2 separate regions of the Mus musculus genome follow, and region 1 is linked to region 2. Evidence: chromatin loops called from intact Hi-C (ENCODE). Cell type or tissue: left cerebral cortex. All regions are shown on one strand. Each heading gives the region's core, and the rest is flanking DNA. Links, peaks and the distances in the headings are about the cores only. Region 1 has its middle 22 kb from the start of Gm32563. Region 2 overlaps Stk33 (serine/threonine kinase 33).

Region 1 (4,392 bases), core at 270-4,269, 52 kb before region 2:
CCTTATGCATGGTAGACAAGCACTCCACTCACATTTTTCAGTACCATGAATTGAGAGGGGAGGGGAGGGAGAGGGAGAGGGAGAGGGAGAGGGAGAGGGAGAGGGAGAGGGAGAGGGAGAGGGAGAGGGAGAGGGAGAGGGAGAGGGAGAGGGAGAGGGAGAGGGAGAGTTAGTTTTGAGATAGTCTTGCTATGTAGCCCAGGCTGGCCTTGAACTGTTGATCAGCCTTTTGAATGCTGAGACAGCAGGCATGTACCACCATGCCTGGTTTTTATTTTTATTTTTATTTTTATTTTATTTTTAACTTAATAGTCACAGGAAACAAAGTCCAGTCCCTTTGGAAAGTGTTAAGTAGGAAGCTGAAAGGGAAAGGAGACTCCTGGAACTTAAAGGATAATCTAAACTACCAAATCCAGAGTTGATCCATGGAAAGGTGGTAAGGGACTGGTTACTATGGCAACAAGCATTTCTGCTTACTAGAAGTGCAGGTGAGAAGCCAGGGCTGAGTCAGGCCAGGCCCAGAGAAAGACTGCAAACTTTCCCCTGGGTCAAAACAAGTGGCCCAGGCCCAGCTCAGGTGCTCAGTCCAAGGGCCGAGGGAGCCTGCCATTCCATTCCCCTGCGTCAGGTAAGGTCTCAAAGACTGTGTGTGTTGTGTGTGAGTGTCTGTCTAAGGGTGTGTGTGTCTTTGTGGGTTGTGTATGAGTGTCTGTGTGAGGATGTGTGTGTCTTTGTATATTGTATGACTGTGTGAGGGTATGTGTGTCTGTATATGTTGTATGACTCTCTGTGTGAGAGTATATGTGTCTGTGTATGTTGTGTGTGAATGTCTATGTGTCTGTGTGTGTTGTGTATGAGTGTGTGTCTATGGGTGTTATGTGTTGTGTGAGTATGTGTGTCTTGTGTGAGTTTTGTGTGTTGTGTGAGGGTGTGTGTGTATGCTGTGTGAGGGTTTATGTGCCCATATGAACTCACATGGAGGTTGGAGAGGACATCAGGTGTTCTGTTCTATCATTTTCTACCTTACTCCTTTCAGACCCTGAACTTGGAAGAAGGCTAACAGGGAACGATCCTTCTGTCTCTTCTTCCTACAGAGCTGGGCTTGGAGGTACCCATGGTCTTTTGACATGAGTGCTGGGATCTGAACTCATGTCCTCGAGCCTCTCTCCAGAGGCATGAACTTATGTCCTACTGAGCCTTCTTCTCCAGACCACTGCTTTTCAAAACTTGCAAAATCTATGTAGGAGCAACAGCCTTCCAAGGATTGCTGGTTAGTGTTCTTTAGGACACTCCAGGCTCGTGTGTGTGTGTGTGTGTGTGTGTGTGTGTGTGTGTGTGTGTGCGCGCACAGGAACATGCTCTGTAAGGGGTACTCAGGGAACTCTCATACACATTGTTTGTGAACAAACAGAGGAAGCCGAGCCAGGCGGCTCCCTTTAATGTCCTTGTCTCATGCTGCCCATCTTCCTCTGCTTGGGTTCCAGGCCTTAAGGTCTGCTCATGTGGCCTATGTTTATATGGGATACCAACCTGCGGCTTGGCCTCGGCCCTCCCACATTGGGGAGAAGCAACAGCTCTTCCCTTCCCTCAGGGGCGCCTTCACAGGGAGTGGCCCCAGTAGCGGATGTTTCCAGCATCCACTGACACCTCAGCCAGATATGAAAGGAAGGAAGCCTCTGAGTTGAGAATATATTCTGAGTTCCCCCATCTTCCCTCTCACAGACAGGATTTGAAAACCCCAGGAAGGGGATCCCTGGGACAGAGAGTTAGGGATCTACCCTGGAGGAATCTGTTTAAGGTTGCCACCAGGCCTGGAGTGGGAATGGTGAAAGGCAGGAGAGTGGGGCAGGAGGCAGGCTTGAGTGTCCTGACCCAGCTGTCCTCTCAAAACCTGTGAGTTTTATCTGGCCCCTCTCCACCTGCAGAACCTCTTCCACCAGCCCATTCCTGACAGGGATCAGGGCTTCTTTCTGTCTGCCTCTACTCCTGCCCTCCTGTCAGGGATGAGCCGATGCCAGAATCCTGTAACCTCTAGGAGGCAGCAGAGAGCACAGCCTGAACAGCTAAGCAGCTATTGGGCATTCATTTCCACCTCTGCAATGCTGGGTACCTGGGGAGAGCCCGCAGGCCTCTCTGGGTCTCTGGTTCTAGTTTTTTCTTATTGGGATGATGACTCACAGTCCTGTCTCTGCTAGATGCACAGATGGGGAGAATCTGCTGTGAATCTAAAGAAGGGGTGGGGAAGAAGGTAGGCAGCCAGGGAGAAGGGAGGACCAGCCTGTGTGTGTGTGTGGGGGGGGGGGGGGGGGAGAAGGTAGGCAGCCAGGGAGAAGGGAGGACCAGCCTGTGTGTGTGTGTGTGTGTGTGTGTGTGTGTGTGTGTGTGTGTGTGTGGTGTGTACAAGCGTGTTCACTGGGGCAGAGTTTCACATCGCCAAACCTGGAAAGCACAGTGGCTGATGTGGGGGTATTAGCCTTGAACAGTGGGACCTGAGTGCCAGTCCTGGCTCTGAGAGAGGAGGAGGAGCCTAGTACCCAGGGGCCTCGCATGCCAAGAGCCACTTTTGTACCCCTGCCTGCCCCCACTCCTCCATCTGCCTGACTTTACCACTAATAGGTTTAGGATTTCTCTTTGTAAAGAAATATAACCCAGCAGGTGGGAACTGGGGTCCCCAGCCCACCCAGACTTCATGCCCCACCCAGATCTCCCCTGGGAGACTTGGAGTTGGGCCTCATTCTTCCCAAGAGGGCTGGGAGGTAGAAGAAGCTGGAGGGCCCCATTCTGGCCTCTGACAAGCTTCATCGGGACGCCCGGAGGGGTTTATTTGGATTTTTTAATTATCATTTTTTACTTTTTTTCCTCCTCATGAAAAAGTTTTAATATACACAGTAAATTAAGCCCAGAAAAAAAAGGAGGGGGGCACATTTCATCTTTAATCTATTTACTTCTGAATATTTAACATACAATTCTGGCACCAATCACCAAATTTAACTGGAAAATTACTCACTAATCTGTTTGCTTATTTGGAATAATTGGGTCGGCTGCCAGCGCGAGGATTTCCCCCCCTGTTTAATATCTCAGTTAGTAGTCCAATTTCAGCTTGGCGGCATAATTACTCTGACAGAGCTGTAGCCACGGGGCCTGTGAGTGGGGCTGCTTTTAAACCGTAAATTATGAAGGATTAGCATTTATGAATTTTAAATCAGGACTGGGGTAGGAGACACTAAAGCTGCTTAACGCTGGGGAACAGCAGCCTCCACTCAGAGGCGTCTGCCGTAACCCTTCCGCTCCCAGGACATCTGAATGATGGGGAGCCTGGAGTGGTGACCTGGTGGAACACAGAGATCGACAGGGTGGGACACAGAGGTGCAGAGGGGAGTGGCCAAGCAATGATGGAGCCCCTGAGGGTCAGGATTCCTAGCTGATGTAATGGGAACAGGGTTCAGCCAAGGCCATCTACCCCTGTGGGAGGCAACAAGACTCTACTTTTCATTGCCCTAGAGGGAGGCTAGGAGTGACAAACCAGGAGTTAAGGTCAATCCCTGCATCCCCCTGCCTCCACACAGACCTCTACCCTGTGGTAGGATGGGTGTCTTTTCTTGAGACTTTTCTGGCAGCTGATGTTAGTTTCTGGTCTACTAGCTCTGGATGACAGGAGGGCCATCTATGCCTTCCCTAACATGTCACAGCACTTCTAACTATCTGTCTTCCTCTTTTTCCTTCTCCACAGGCCCCTCTCTAACACCTGGTGGAATGTGCCTAGCTGTTAAACTAGACCTAGTTAATTTGATGCCAAGCTAAATCTCTTGGTAGCTGTGTGACCTTGGATAAATTTCTTTGTCTTGCTGAGTCTCCATCCGACTTCAATGAATCAGTAGTTCCTACCTGTGGGGCTGCTGGGAGACTTGTGGGAAATTCCATGGGTGAGGCATAGGACATTGTGATTGGCACATGTACACATGGGTTCAGTTGACTCAATGCCGTTTGAGGTCTGCCTTTGGATGGGAGTCAATGTGCTATATACACTACCATCTTTTTGTCCCTCACTCATTCTTAGGGGAAACTTCAAGTTCCTGGCCCCCAAGACTCCACAGGTCCTTCTCTGGAGAAGTGCAGTGGTCAGGAATCTGCCTCTCTGGCACTTGACCTGGTTGGAGCAAAGAACCTCCAGCTTCCCAGCACGGTTGAGTTGGGCTTGAGATAGTAGAGTGACCTTAATCAACTTGTATAACTTTTCTGTGCCTCTCTTCCCTATTCTGAAAATTTGGTATGAGAGCAGAAGTATCCCACCATAGTACTGTTGAGAGAATTAATGAGTTAGTCAAGTACAAATCCAGGGTCGCCTTTGGGGCACAGGAAGTATCAGCAATGGTAGCTATTCATTATCTATAC
Region 2 (4,392 bases), core at 142-4,141:
ATTATATAAAGTTTGAAATGTAAAAGGTTGTTTACTCTTCTCAAGAAAATATGCAAATTTCCTCCATTGAATTCTTTCAGGAAACAGAAAATTGAAAAGAAAAACCCCTACCATTTAATAAGGTAGTTCCTATCACCTCATCAAAACCCAGGCTCATTAACAGGACACAAGCACAACACCCTGAGGTGCTGCTGCCTGGCTGGGGACTGCCTGCTTTCCTGAGACACAGGAGCTGTCTGGAATTTTCAGTTCATAAAATTTAACTAACTGTACACATAAATACTACCTAAAGGTGAAGCTGAATGCAATCCTTGTCCTACTGGGCATGCCAACTTGGATACCAAGTAGATGAGGAACTGCTTTACGGTGTATCCACTCCAACTCGCACTCGGAAATGGGAGCAGAGGTTCAGCCATTGGCTTTTATGTGTATATTCATGTCTGGGTGGATGTTTCTATTCTTCATTGTTCTGTGGTTTTTAAAAATACATTGATTGATTGATTGATTGATTGATTGTAGAGGTTATGTGTGCTTGTGCCATGGTGCATGTGTGAAGGTCAGAGACAACTTGTAGAAATCAGTTCTCTCCTTCTACCACATGAGTGCAGTACTGTGAGTCCCAGTGAAACAGTGGCAACATCTGGAATGTCTGCTGCGAAGGTAATGGCCAAATGACTACGGTGTATCCAAAAAACCTGAGATTCCCTGACCAACCTGAAGGGAGAACAGGCAAGAATTCAGGCAGAGTGGTCTTCAAGATAACCATCAGTTTATTAAAAAGGCGTCAGGTGTGGAGGCATGTTTGCAGTGCACTACCATGCATGGGGAAGGGTAAAAGAAAGCTGAGGATGAGTAAGGCTGAGCCATCAGAGGTTTTCCTGCTTCCTGAGGAACTGACGAATGGGTGTGTGAGACCTCCCGCCGTGCCCTGGAGGGGACGTGCACTGTGCATCTACAGCATTGGTTGTGCTTTATGATGCTGGGTTTGAATTAACTAGGAGGCAAGAAAGAGATTTTAATAAACCATGAGAATGTTTTATGTATTTTTAAAGATCATTAAAATTATACATAAATACACGTGGCTGATGGATGTAATTTTCATTTTGCTACGTAAGAAAACAAAAGTATGTTTCTATGTTAATAGCAACTAGACATCTTGGTAGTTTCAGTTCCCCTACCAATTTTTTTTTCACAAAATTCCAAGAACTACACCACAGTCACTTGGCCAGTACCTTCGCAGCAGACATTCCAGATATTGCCACCGTCTCACTGGGACTCACAGTACCGCAAAGTGCAACTCCGAGGCAGCTGTACCCACCCACACTTTCACCTCAACACTAAGGGTCTGCTTTCTTTGTCAGTTTTGTGCTCATGTGTATTAAGGTTGGTATAGGCAAAGATAAAGATTTGTTCTTATTTATGTGTATGTGTGTGTAAGTGTATGCTGCATGTGTGAGGGACTCAGAACTGGAAGGGGGCATTAGATTCTCTGCAATTGAAGTTACAGAATTCTGTGAGCCACAAGGGCACTGGGAACTCAAGCATGGTCTCTTAAGTGATAAGCTGTCCCTCCAGTCCCAACAGCCATATTTTAAATAAGTCTCAGAATCTGCCAGTAAGCAGGTGTACTGAAATCATGGTATCTGTCCCTTACTACCTGTTAGCCTCAGTGCAATTACACTCGCCTTTATGTGAACATTTACTGCGTAGAAGCCTCTGTGTCTATGGAAGGGATTTTCTGTGTTCTCGCCACTTCTCTTTGCTCATTGCAGTTGTATCAGGGTTAGCGGGCAATTGTTTAGGAAGCAAACTCCTAAGGGTTCTCTAGAGTCTGTGCCTCTGCCCTGCTTCCTTGCTGGAACCATCTCTGATGCTAGCACATCACAGGCATGGAACCACCATGCTGGTGCCTGCGCCCTTGGACATACTCTCTTCACAGGGCTTCTTTTCTCCTTGGAGTATAAATGGCTGAGGCAAACTTCAGCTCCCAGAGTTTTTCTAGAATTGTGCCAATCTTAATTTTTCAGGGATTTCTTTGGTTAGGGTATAGGTCATCTAAGTCTGGAATTTTCCTTTCTTCTCTCATGGATGCCTGGGTTCCCTCGGGGATCTTTGTTGTCACTGACACAATTTTACAGTGTTATAAGTAATAGGACAGAGAAATGAAAAGTGAAATTGCCAGGGCTATGAGATCTTACAGGTCACAAAAGACAAACAGGAGAGCTGCTCCTGCAGCTTGCCCGGAGCAGGGGAAAGAGGGCAGCTTTCCTTTCATCAACTCCGGGGGAAGCTCCTACATGGCCATCTACTCACCAGCCCATGAGGGGGCTGAAAAATCACGCTGTGTACTGTAAGCAGTGGACAGCAAAGCAATGGCCAGGAAAACCTGAGAATCTGCAGAATCAGGAGGAAAGCCCTTTATCCTTATGTAAGCCACGGTGAAGCCATACCAGCCCACACAGATAGAGTTGCTCTACCAGCTGGCTGCTAATGTGACTGCAGGTGGGGTGTCTTTAACGATTCTTCAGCCTAAAACAAAACGGAGAAGACTATATAGGAAGGAAAAATCCTCAGTGCTTGGGAGATTGCTTCATGAGCTGGAGAACCAAGGTTCGGTTGTAGAAAATATTTAATCTCAATCTGGGTTTCTACCCCGCCTTTGACCATTCAGTTCCCATATAAAAGACATAAATTTTAGATTTATAATAGTCTTGATCAGCACAAGAGCTGGGCAGATATCTACCCTCTAAGCTATTAGTTTTTACCTGTCTATCAATAGCCCCAAGTTATAACTTGCCATAGTCCACATGGGCCACCCAACTCCAAGTTAGGATAAAAGTTGAGTTAGTTACGAAACTTTAAATATATGAAGATAGGACAGATAATAGAAAATTTTCCTTAATTGCCAAGTGCTATGGATTAGACATTATAAATGTATATCATACTTATAGTTTTCATAATTATTCCATAATTGTTATAAGTATTCAATTTATACTAGAAAGAAAAGGAGCCTTTTATTGTACTAAAAAATGGAATTGTAGAAAGAATATCTTGTGTATTGTATGAACATACCATTTGTCAATTAAAACCCATGGCCTATGGCTTAGGCAGAAAAAGAGAAAAGAGAAAGGACTCGGATAGAGCCAGGGATAGAGATTCTCTGGGAAGATGTGAGGAGACAGGTGCATGGTACCTGAGCATAAGTAACCAGCCATGTGGCAGAATGTAGGTTAAAATAATTAGGTTATTTTAGTTATGATCTAGTCAGAGAAGAGCCTTGCTATATTGCCAAGGTATTCGTTAATATATTTTGAGTCTGAGTCTTATTTCTGGGAGCAGCGATCTGGGAGGCAGAACCAGGCATAGCTTCTACAATGTTCAAGTCTCTAGGAGCCATGTGACAGCTGAATAGCCATCTATAATCACAGAACTTTGGAGGCAGAGTCTGGGGGTCCCTGGAGCAAGCTGGCTAGCTAAATTTGCCAGGATGGGCAAGCTTTGGGCTCGACAAGAGAGGTGAGCATGATCAAGGAAGGTACTTAGTATTAACTTCAGGTCCCCAGTACACCTGCACACACACATATATGGGAACACACACACACATACCACATCACATCACATTGCATATACATGCAAGAATAAAAGAAAAACAAAACTACAGTGTGGCATGAAGAGTTGGGAGACCCAGTGCTGTGGAGCTGCATCCCAGTTCTGTATGCCACTGGTCAGGGCAATCATGCCAGGGCCACGCCCAGGAGCATTGTGACTGGTCATCTGATACAGATTCTTAGCATTTGAGACAGCTAGAGTGCAGGTGGTCTGACTGCATACAGAAATGGGAAAGATGATCCCACAAGTTCCCTTCAGTTTTGCCTTTTTCTAATTCAGCACCCTTGGCCTGATTTCTGCCGTTCACATTATTAATCATGAAAGGGGTCCATGTGTGCGAGGAAGATATGTAACAAGAGACTGGGATGAATACACACATTTCAGTGCTCACTGGTGTAACTTCAACCTGATGAACTTATCTGGTGATAATGGATGCAAAGCCTGTGAGCTCTCAGCACATCCTGCAAGTTAATACCAAAGTGTGATTACTAGAAACTGTTACCATTCCTCTGAATTTTGAGTAAAATACATGCTATTTAAGTAAAGTGGTTTATCACCATAGCAACCTCTTCTAGAGTCACACATTCAAATTATAGGCCTGCACAAGGTCCAAATGACAAAATTCTGATACAAGTTTTCTGCTATAGTTTTACTTACAATGGCCACCCATCTTATCTCTTGTTCCTGTGATTTTCAGAAGTCAGAAGAAAGGGGAGGGAAAGCAGGAATGAGAGAGATCAATGTGAAAATATATAGACTTTACCAGGTGACCCACACAAAGAT

What was found. Peaks named below come from ENCODE experiments on the same cell type or tissue, not always from the same donor. Only the 100,000 strongest peaks of a DNase experiment are listed, where the experiment ranks them.
Region 1: a loop joins it to region 2, with 5 times the contacts of the local background. A loop is called at or near these places in 3 of 42 quality-filtered maps.

The regions. Positions count from the first base shown.
Region 1 is chr7:109,228,879-109,233,270 of GRCm38, forward strand. No RefSeq gene overlaps it. Among named protein-coding and RNA genes, the nearest start is that of Gm32563, 22 kb to the right of the region's middle. In left cerebral cortex, for the core only: a CTCF peak has its summit at 2,033 (motif pointing right); DNase peaks (open chromatin) are centred at 2,130 and 3,159.
Region 2 is chr7:109,280,992-109,285,383 of GRCm38, forward strand. The region is part of intron 13 of Stk33 (serine/threonine kinase 33); the gene reads right to left. Among named protein-coding and RNA genes, the nearest start is that of Gm51463, 16 kb to the left of the region's middle. In left cerebral cortex, for the core only: no CTCF peak of the experiment used is centred there; a DNase peak (open chromatin) is centred at 2,415.